Regions from separate parts of the Mus musculus genome. Here region 2 is linked to region 1. Evidence: chromatin loops called from intact Hi-C (ENCODE). Cell type or tissue: gastrocnemius. All regions are shown on one strand. Links, peaks and the distances in the headings refer to the core of each region. The heading gives the core; the rest is flanking DNA.

The links. Peaks named below come from ENCODE experiments on the same cell type or tissue, not always from the same donor. Only the 100,000 strongest peaks of a DNase experiment are listed, where the experiment ranks them.
Region 2: a loop joins it to region 1, with 2.7 times the contacts of the local background. A loop is called at or near these places in 13 of 42 quality-filtered maps.

Annotation. Positions count from the first base shown.
Region 1 is chr14:23,638,653-23,643,173 of GRCm38, reverse strand. The region is part of intron 3 of Kcnma1 (potassium large conductance calcium-activated channel, subfamily M, alpha member 1); the gene reads left to right. Gm51422 (a long non-coding RNA gene) reads left to right here. Exons shown (of 2, transcript XR_003951126.1): 2 at 1-4,521. Among named protein-coding and RNA genes, the nearest start is that of Gm51422, 9.2 kb to the left of the region's middle. In gastrocnemius, for the core only: a CTCF peak has its summit at 2,328 (motif pointing right); no DNase peak of the experiment used is centred there; H3K27ac peaks cover 408 bases.
Region 2 is chr14:23,581,673-23,586,193 of GRCm38, reverse strand. The region is part of intron 5 of Kcnma1 (potassium large conductance calcium-activated channel, subfamily M, alpha member 1); the gene reads left to right. Among named protein-coding and RNA genes, the nearest start is that of Gm51422, 66 kb to the left of the region's middle. In gastrocnemius, for the core only: a CTCF peak has its summit at 2,791 (motif pointing left); DNase peaks (open chromatin) are centred at 2,078 and 2,784.

The sequences.
Region 1 (4,521 bases), core at 872-3,371:
AGGGATGGAGACGGGCTGCCTTCAGGGTAGATGCCATAAATAGCTCCCAACGGGAGCCTTCTTTTCCTTTCAGAATCTAGCCTCTCATGGCACCTTTGAATTCTGTGATGTGTAAGGAGCGTTGACCCAGTCTTTCTGCATCATCTAGTTTTTCATGTTGCCATTCTCTCATTAGTAGGGATAAACTTGGTAGCAAAGACAGGTAGAAATGATACAGAGGGATAAAGGAGGCACATTCTTTACCTGTCTGCTTCCATGTGGATGGATTTAGGCCACAGGGTCTCTTCTTTGGTTATATAACACTAGATTGACTTTATTTTTTCTCAAGTGTTCCTCCTCAACCTTCCATAGCACTAAGACAGTCTCTGTCCTCACTCATCCCTCACTGTGCAAGTGGTCCCATAGGTACCATGATAAGATGGCATCTTCAAGTGTTAAAGAGTGTGAATGTTCCTCAGGCAGCTTATTAGAAACTATAGGGGACTCTACTGGGAGTGAGAGGAGTGAATGAGATAGACCTTTCAGGTTTGATAGCAAAGACAACTTGGGAATAGAGTTCTCTTCTATATCTGAGGAGTCAACCAACTGTGGATTGAAAATATTGTCTAAGAAGATCCCAGTTTTACAGCTCATACATAGATATATTTTGTTTTCATTACTCTCTGCACAACAGTTGCTACTAGTACAACATTGACATTGTATTAAATATTATTTATAATCTAGAGAATGTAACGTATAAGGAAGGATATATCTAAGTTATATGCAAATGTGTCGTTTCAGATAAGCAACTTGAAGGTACGTGGATTTGGGTATTCATAGGGACCCCTTGAACCAATTTCCTTGAATACAAGGAAATATGTTGTCACATCTTAAAAATCCCTTGGTACCACTAATCTCTGTGCCTGAGCATATTCTCCCTTAATTGCAGGTAAACCTGGCAGAAAATATAGGTGGCGAAGGTATAAGGGGCAGAGATGACTTCTTTCTATGTCTTTTACTTCTCCATAGGTAGATGTAAAGGACAAGGTCTGTTCTTTGGTTGTATGACATTAGGTTGAATTCATTTGTCTCTCAGAGTTTCTTCTTCTACCTTTTAGACATGACTAGAGGTTAAAAGTCACCTGCTAAAAGTCACCAAAGGAAAGTACTATAGTCAAAAAATAAAGCCCTTTGAGATAAAGCCCTTCCTCTTGATCTTTTGTGTCGTTTTTACCAAATTTAAGCCATGAGCAAAGATGTCTTGTGATTTACTGTCTACTAAAAAAAAAAAAAAAAAAAAAGCACATTGACTTTTGGTGCCAATTCAAGACTCTTAGGTCTTCATTGAACTATAGACTTTCATGCCAGGAGAAAGTAGATATAATCCCAGGTGGAGCGGTGGAAAAGATTAAACTCAGACAGAAGGACTTTGGGGCCAGTTAGCTTTGTCTTCACTGGCAAGAGGCCTTAAACTCTTTGATCCTCTCTCTCTGTCTTGCTCTGTCTCCTTTTCTTTCTTCTCTCCCTTCCTCCATTCTATCTCCCTCTCCTTTCCTTCCCTCCCTCCCTCTTTCTTTCCTCCCTTCCTCTGTTGAACTAACTTCCTCCCTCCCTCCCTCCCTCCCTCCCTCCCTCCCTCCCTCCCTCCCTCCCCCCCTTCCTCCCTTCCTCCCTCCCTTCCTCCCTCCCTTCCTTCTTTCCTTTCTCCCCTGTCTACTCCAATCTGTCCATATGTCTTTCTTTCTTTTCTTCTTTCCCCTGCCCACCCCCCACCCTCACTTCAGAGTTGGAGACGTCAGCATGCAGCTGTATTGTGGAAAGTTGACAAGGCTGGGTCATTGGCTTCACTTCTTGGCATTTGTTAGGCATTACTTTTGAGAACACTGAGCCCAATGGCTCATTTGCTTTCCCTGTGAAAATACTATCTTCTAACTATGCCTATAAATCCACATTCCCCGACCCTTCAGAATTAGAGTGGGCACTTTCTGACCGCCTCACCATTTTCCAGGATTTAGAAGGAATGTTTTGGATGACCCAGCACTCTCTTAGCACTTTGACAACCCTTTAAGTGATTGTTTTGTTTGAGAGCAAGTGAAAGAATGCATTCCCTGTTAGATCCCCAGGTGTTCTGTGGTTCACTTTGAGTTTATGGCACAGGCTTCTGGGTTTTCTCCCCAGTCACATCTTACCCTATTACTGTCCCCAAATCACAGCAAAAATGCATTCAATAATTGCTGAAAGCCAGCGTGGGATCCAGTTGGAGGCAAACTGGCTCAGAATGCTGCAAACCAAACAGAAGGGCAGTGCTCATGACAACATAGCTAGCCAGGGTGGCACTAGGTGGCAGCAGATGTTACAGCTTCCTCTTGGGATTTATGAGCTGCAGGACATGCGACCTCTCTCTTGTCTCTTACCCCTTGTCCTCTGTCCTGACAACTTGAAAGATTGTCACTTTGGAAAGACCCTGACCAATGATGAGTCATCTGTGATATAAAAATAGAATCCTTTGCAGTAAGAATGCCCTTGGGATTTTTTGATGCATATGTCATTTTTCAAAAAATTTGGGAGGTTGGAGGCTTTGTGTATATGTGTACATGTATGTGTGTGTGTGTGTGTGTGTGTGTGTGTGTGTATGTGAACATGTGCTTGTATACATATTAAGGGTAGTAGTGTATAATTCCAATAGAGTAGGATATAGCAATAGGGGCATTGGCCCCAACCTCATCACAGTACCAGACAGGATAGACTCTATACACATATGAATTTAAACATATCAATCAATTAACCTATTGAATGTCAACCATGTTTGATAGTGGAAAATACTGAATAGCATGGCTAAGTCCAGATTTTTCTCATCATGATGTTTAAATTGTATATATTTTGTAAGAGGTAGTCCAAACTTCAAAGGGACCAAACAGACTAATAAAGAGATTTCATAAGGCAATATATTCTAATTGCCATTCCACTGGCGCTAAATGCTGGAGGCTGATAAGCTGAAAGACATCCCCTTACAATGGAATGTTTGGCTCTCGGGGATATTTCCAATTGAGAGAGAAATCCTCCAAAAATTCCTGAGGGGACTCTTACTATGATCTGCACATTGGTCTCATGATTTTTATTTTCAGTAAATGAAGCAAAACCCTGTCTTGAAATCACCCTTCTAAGAGCAGTGATTGGCTTTAGCCAGGCAATGGTGGTGTGTGACTGTGAGCCCAGTCCTTGGAAGGTAGAGACAAGACGAGCAGAAGTTCATGACCAGCTTCATCAACATAGTGAGCAGAAGTTCATGACCAGCTTCATCAACATAGTAAGTTCCAGACCATTCTAGGCTACATGAACCTCTTTCAAAAATCAGAATAGGGCTGGTGAGGTGGCTTAGCAGGTAAAGATGCTTGCCACTAAGCTTGATGAACTGAATTTGATTCCCAGGATATAAATGTTTCAAAGAGAGAATCAACTCCCATAAGTTGTCTTTTGACCCCCCCACATTCAAGCCATGGCATTTGTCTTAGTAGTTGTCCAACATCTCCTGGTGATTCTCCTGGGCTCCAGGTGCTCTTGTCTTTCAGATTCTTCTTTTTCGTAAAGAATATTAAAAATCACATTTACCATTACCTTTATATGAGTCAAGGGTAACCAATCTGATCTGCATTAATTATCAGTATTATAACTGCTTACGATTTGTCATTTATTTCTTCAACCTAACATTAAGGGAATGAATATTAAGATGTGCTTTAGGTCTTTAGACATATGAGCCTGCCATGTCTGATAGAAAAGTGGGCTGTGTTTTCTCCACCCTGTCCTTTCTACCATTCTAGATGTTTCCATGGTTAAACAAGCAATCTCAAATACAGGTGTCATACGGCATACTCATCCCAATGTCGTAGTTATTACAAATATGATAAAGCAAGTATTCCATTTCCAGCCTGTCCTTTTCAATCTCTGTATATGAAAAGGAGTCTTCGTGGATTAGGAGGTGACTTCATGTCTTTCCCTGTTTCAGTAAAGTACCCTGAAAAAAAAGTGACTCAAGGGAAAACAGGTGGATTTCCACTCACAAGTCCAGGGTACAGTCAATCATGACAGGGAAGTCATGTGAGGAGCTTGTAGCAGTTGGTCACGTCATATCCACAATCAAGAAGCAGAGGGCTGTGAATGCAAGTGCCCATCATCTTCCCGAATGTTATAGTCTAGATGCCCAACCAAAGGAATGGTCCCAGACACAGTGGGCTTTTCCTAGTTCAGTTAACCTCATTTGCATAATACTTGACTCCAGGCCCAGAGGTGATTCCAGACCTCATCAAGTTGACAATTGAGATTAGCTAGCAGAAGTCTATGCAATAATGAAAAGCTTTCATGAGATTTCATGAGTTTTCAAGTTTATATATACCATTATTAGGAGCTCTTAGAAATGGATGGGGTAGATCTGATGAGGAATATGAGGTGCTGGGGGGTCTTGGGTGTCTCCTAAAGTAGACTCAATTGCTGCTAATTGTTCCCATGCAGAAAAATAGACTCATGTGATCAGATCTTGTGATGCTT
Region 2 (4,521 bases), core at 979-3,478, 57 kb after region 1:
ACAGCAGAAAGCATGGGGGTGAGGGGTAGTGGTCAGAGGAGTGAGAGTAGCATATGCTTGTGTGTGTATATGTATGTGTGTGTGTGTGTGTGTGTGTGTGTGTGTGTGTGTGTGTGTGTGTGTTATGTATCAGGGATACAGAAAATTCTGTGGAACACTGAGCCCCAGATGAGGTTGGTAGTGGAGGGCAGAGCTTGCCATGGAAAAGGAAGCTCACTCCCTGAGGGGAGAGGACTGCACTTCACAGAATAGTCTGAACCAATGGAAGATAGAAAGTCTTTTTCTTAGGCTCATGTCAGCCTCACCACCATAATAGATGCTTGTAGTTGTTTTCTACTGACATAGAAACCTATCACCACAATGTTGTGCCTCAACACAGCCTCTGTGCCTCATCTCATAATTTTTTAGCCTGGAAGTCCAACTTGGGTCTGGCTAGGGTAAAATAAAAGTATCTTCAAGAGCTGGGAAGATTGCTCCCTTAGTGAAAATGCTTTCCTCATAAGCATGGAGACCTGACTTCAGTCCCTATCACCCACATATAAGTCTGGGTATGGTAGAGTGTGGTTATAATTCCAGCAATGGGGAGGCAAGGTAGATCCCTGGGCCTCAGTGGGCAGCCAGGCTTGCCAGTTTGGCTGGTTTTAAGCCAACGAAAGACTCTATATTAAAAAACATGGCAATAGCAACTGCAGAATGATACCAGAGGTTGTTCTCTGCCGTCCACACATGGTTATACACAAATGCATACATACTCACACATTTACACACACACACACATACACACACACACACACACACTGGGGTGGAGAAGGAGGAAGAGGGAGGAAAAGAGAGCAAGGGAGGGAGGGAGAGAAGGAAAGAAAGAGGGAGAGGGAGGGAGGGAGGGAGGATCTGGCTCTTTTCCTGAGGCTCTGTAACACTCTAGGCAAAGAGCCATGCCTTGCTGCTTCCATGTCTATAACCCTCCTAGTCCTTGACTCATAGCTTCTTTTCCCACCAGATTCAGCAAGGTTGAGTCCAGGTAAAAACTAAAGCAGAGGCCAAGCGTGGAGGAGTGCTGCCTGCCAGCGTATTCCTCCTTGCTTGTTCAGCCTGCTTTCTCATACAACCCAAGGATGGGCCTCCCATATGTGTGTGTGTGTAAAACCTGACATGCTTGCCTATAGGTCAATCTTATGGAGCCATGTTTCCATGTTTTTTCTCCGCTGAGAGTTTCTCTTCCCAAATGATTCTAGATCTTGTTAAGGTAACAAAAGTTAAAAATTTTTAAAAATCATAAAAAATGCAGGTAGGACAGGTGTCATTGTAGATTTGAAATTAGATAAAATTAAGACTCAGTTCTTCATCAGTGTTACCTACATGTCAATAACTTAATAGTCCCTTTAAATGGTGGTTCCTATGTTCTAAATTGTATACATAAAGCATTTCATCATTCTAGAAAGTTCTATCTGCTCACAATGCTAGTGTGTATTCATGATGTGTTAGCACCATGGCTTTCCACCTCTCCATGGAGGACACTTCTACATACAAAGGAGCTTAACAAAAGTTTGAATTGATTTTTAAGAAATTGAATGAAAAAATGAAATAAAAAGGAAAGGAAAGGAAAGGGCATGATTGCTCCTAGCATGGCAGAGGAGAAAGTTTATTATAGCTATGTGGGAGAGCATAGTCAGAGACAGACACGTCTGGGAGAGCCCAGAGTAGACATGACTCTGTTCTGTGTGGGGAGAGGAGAGGAAGGGAGACAGGAAAGGGGGAACTTGATACAGCAGCCAGGAGGCCAAAGGTACAAAAGTGACAGGTAACCAAACCAAAATGCCTGGATTATATAGGGAAGAGTCCAGGGTCTTGGGTGGGATACCCCAGCCATTCCCTGTAACAGGTTAGGACTGAGGGATGCTGGGAGAACCCGGAGGCAAGGGTCTGCTTTGACATGTTGATAAGCATCTCGGCCATTTGCACAGGTTTGAAACTTAGCAGTAAGTCTATCTTTTAAAGAATTAGATAGTTCTCCTGGGATCACCAAGAGGGCTCAGTGGGTGGAGATGCTTGTCAGCAAGCCAGGACTCATTGGTGGAGAGAGCAAAATGACTTACACAAGTTGTCCTCTGGTGTTTGCACATGGTTGGGAAGGCAAGTGTCCAAGCACACAGACACACAGACAGACAGACACACAGACAGACAGACACACACACACACAATTAAAAGTAATATTAAAATATAAAAAACAATAATTTCCCAAAAAACTCAAAAACCTTTCTATCCAGATGTTAGAGGCACAAGTCTTTAGTCCCAGAACTCAGGAGGCAGAGGCAAGCAGATCTCTCAGACATCTGAGCCAGCCTGGTCTACAGAGTGAGTTCCAAGATGGCCAGAGCCATATAAATAAACCCTGTCTTGAAAAACCAACCAACCAAACAAACAAACAAACACAAAAATAAGACAAAACAGCAAGGACAAAAAAACCTTCCATGAATAGATGGTTGAGAAGGCATTAGCTAAAAATGGCTGTTGAGAAGGAATCACCACCCCACAATGCTCAAATTTAGTCAAGTACATTTAAAGCCTTGACATCCTAAGTGTAAATATTACATATTTTATTATATATTATAATATCTTACATATAACATGCATATAGTATGTATACAATATACACATTAATATTTTACATATATGAAACATTGGGTCTGACTCAGAGCCTCTGCTTGTCAGGCTCCCTGCTCTGGGGTAAAATGGCCCTTTAGGTGCAGCAAAGAAAAAAGAAAGCTCTCTGGTTCCCTCTACAGGATGGCTCTGGAATTTCCGTATTGAGAGTAAGTAGTGGGTTAGAGAATACTCTAGCTTCAAGTTCCTGAGAGCCCTTCATTAGTAGAGGTAGGCTAACCTTGAACTCACTTTTCGATCTGCCATCTATGACCATAAGACCCCTCCTTTATCTCCATCAAGAGGTCCCAGCACTGGAAGGGCAGTCCCCAGAGCCCTCAAGATCACCTGCACCACCTACCAAGGTGGCCTAAATTCTAGTTTTAGTTTCTTCAGTTTCTAAGCCCAAGCTTTCTAACCCCCTCCCTTTAGCTTGTAGCTTTATTTAAAAATAAAATGGGGGAGTCGGTCCATGAGGCTCACATCTGCAATCCCAGCAGTAGGAGACCTAGTATAATGGCACATGCCTTTATTCCCAGCACTTGGGAGACAGTGGCAGGCAGACCTCTGTGAGTTTGGGGCCATCCTGGTCTATATAGTGAGTTCCAGGGCAGCCAGAGCTACATAGTGAGACTCTGACTCAAAAAATAAAACAAGACAAAAGCAAACAAACAAAAGTTCAAACAAAACCAAAAGACAAAATAAAACAACCAACAGGAATAATAAACAGGGAAAAGGAACAAGTATGGCTTCTCTTCTTGGTATAAGTACGCCAGTCTTTAGGGAAGAAAGAAAAAGAAAGAGGAAGAAAGAGGAATGTACAATCTAAAAGAAAAGTTGCTTCTATGACCAAAATAAGGCTGGATGTGTTCATATTGTGCATATGCGTATGTATGTTTGTTATTGTGCCTATAATTAATAGGAGTAAGTGGTCTACCAAGCAAGTCTGAGATGCATGTCATTTCAGGTCCATTTGAGGAAACCAAGACTTGTAGATGTTAAGTTACTAATTGCTGAGAATCACAAAGTTAAGTGGCAAAGCCAGCCTCTAAACTCAGGCAACCCACCTCCAAAGTCCAGGTTCCTCCTGTAATTCTATGCTGCTGCTCAAATGCTAATCGCACCCAACTGTTATAGTTACACACAAAAGGAGTACCATCCAACCAAACTGACTGTGAGATGCAGCCTTCCCTTGTTCCAGTGACCTGACAAAGCCAGAGGGACCTTCTAACAGAGTGTTCCACATGGTCCCAGTTGAGAAAAAATGAGGAAGAAAAATAGAAAACTCAGTCACTATTTAAAGCCTAAATTAATTCTAGTTCTATGACTAAGCTGGCTTTTCAGAGATCCTTCTCTTTGCAGTTGGCCTTGTAGAGTAAGAAGGTCCATTTTAAATACATTTCCAGATTCTTAATAAAAAAAAATAGTTAATGTCATTACTGTTGGTCTGATTTGCAATGGCATTAGAGATGTGTGCTCTTTTGATCTAAATATTAGTGTTCGCCAAATTCACATGTAGAAGCTTCACCCTAAACCTGCATCGTTAGAAGGAGTAGCATCTAGATGGTGATTAGGTCATGACAATGGGGCACCCAGAATAGTATTACTGCATATGTTGGTACCTTGACCCAAGGACACTTCACCCTCCAGATTTGTGAGCAATACATCTATGTTGTTATAAATTATCCAGTAAAGGTATTTTGATGTAGATGCTTGAAGGGACCAAAACATAGGGCCACACCCTTTGTTTGAATTTTTTGAGAGGGAAAGAGAGAGAGAGAGAGGGAGAGAGAGAGAGAGAGAGAAAGAGAGAGAGAGAGAGAATTCATTGATACTGTGAACATTAGTAATAGCATTGAGACTAAAGTATGATTAAAG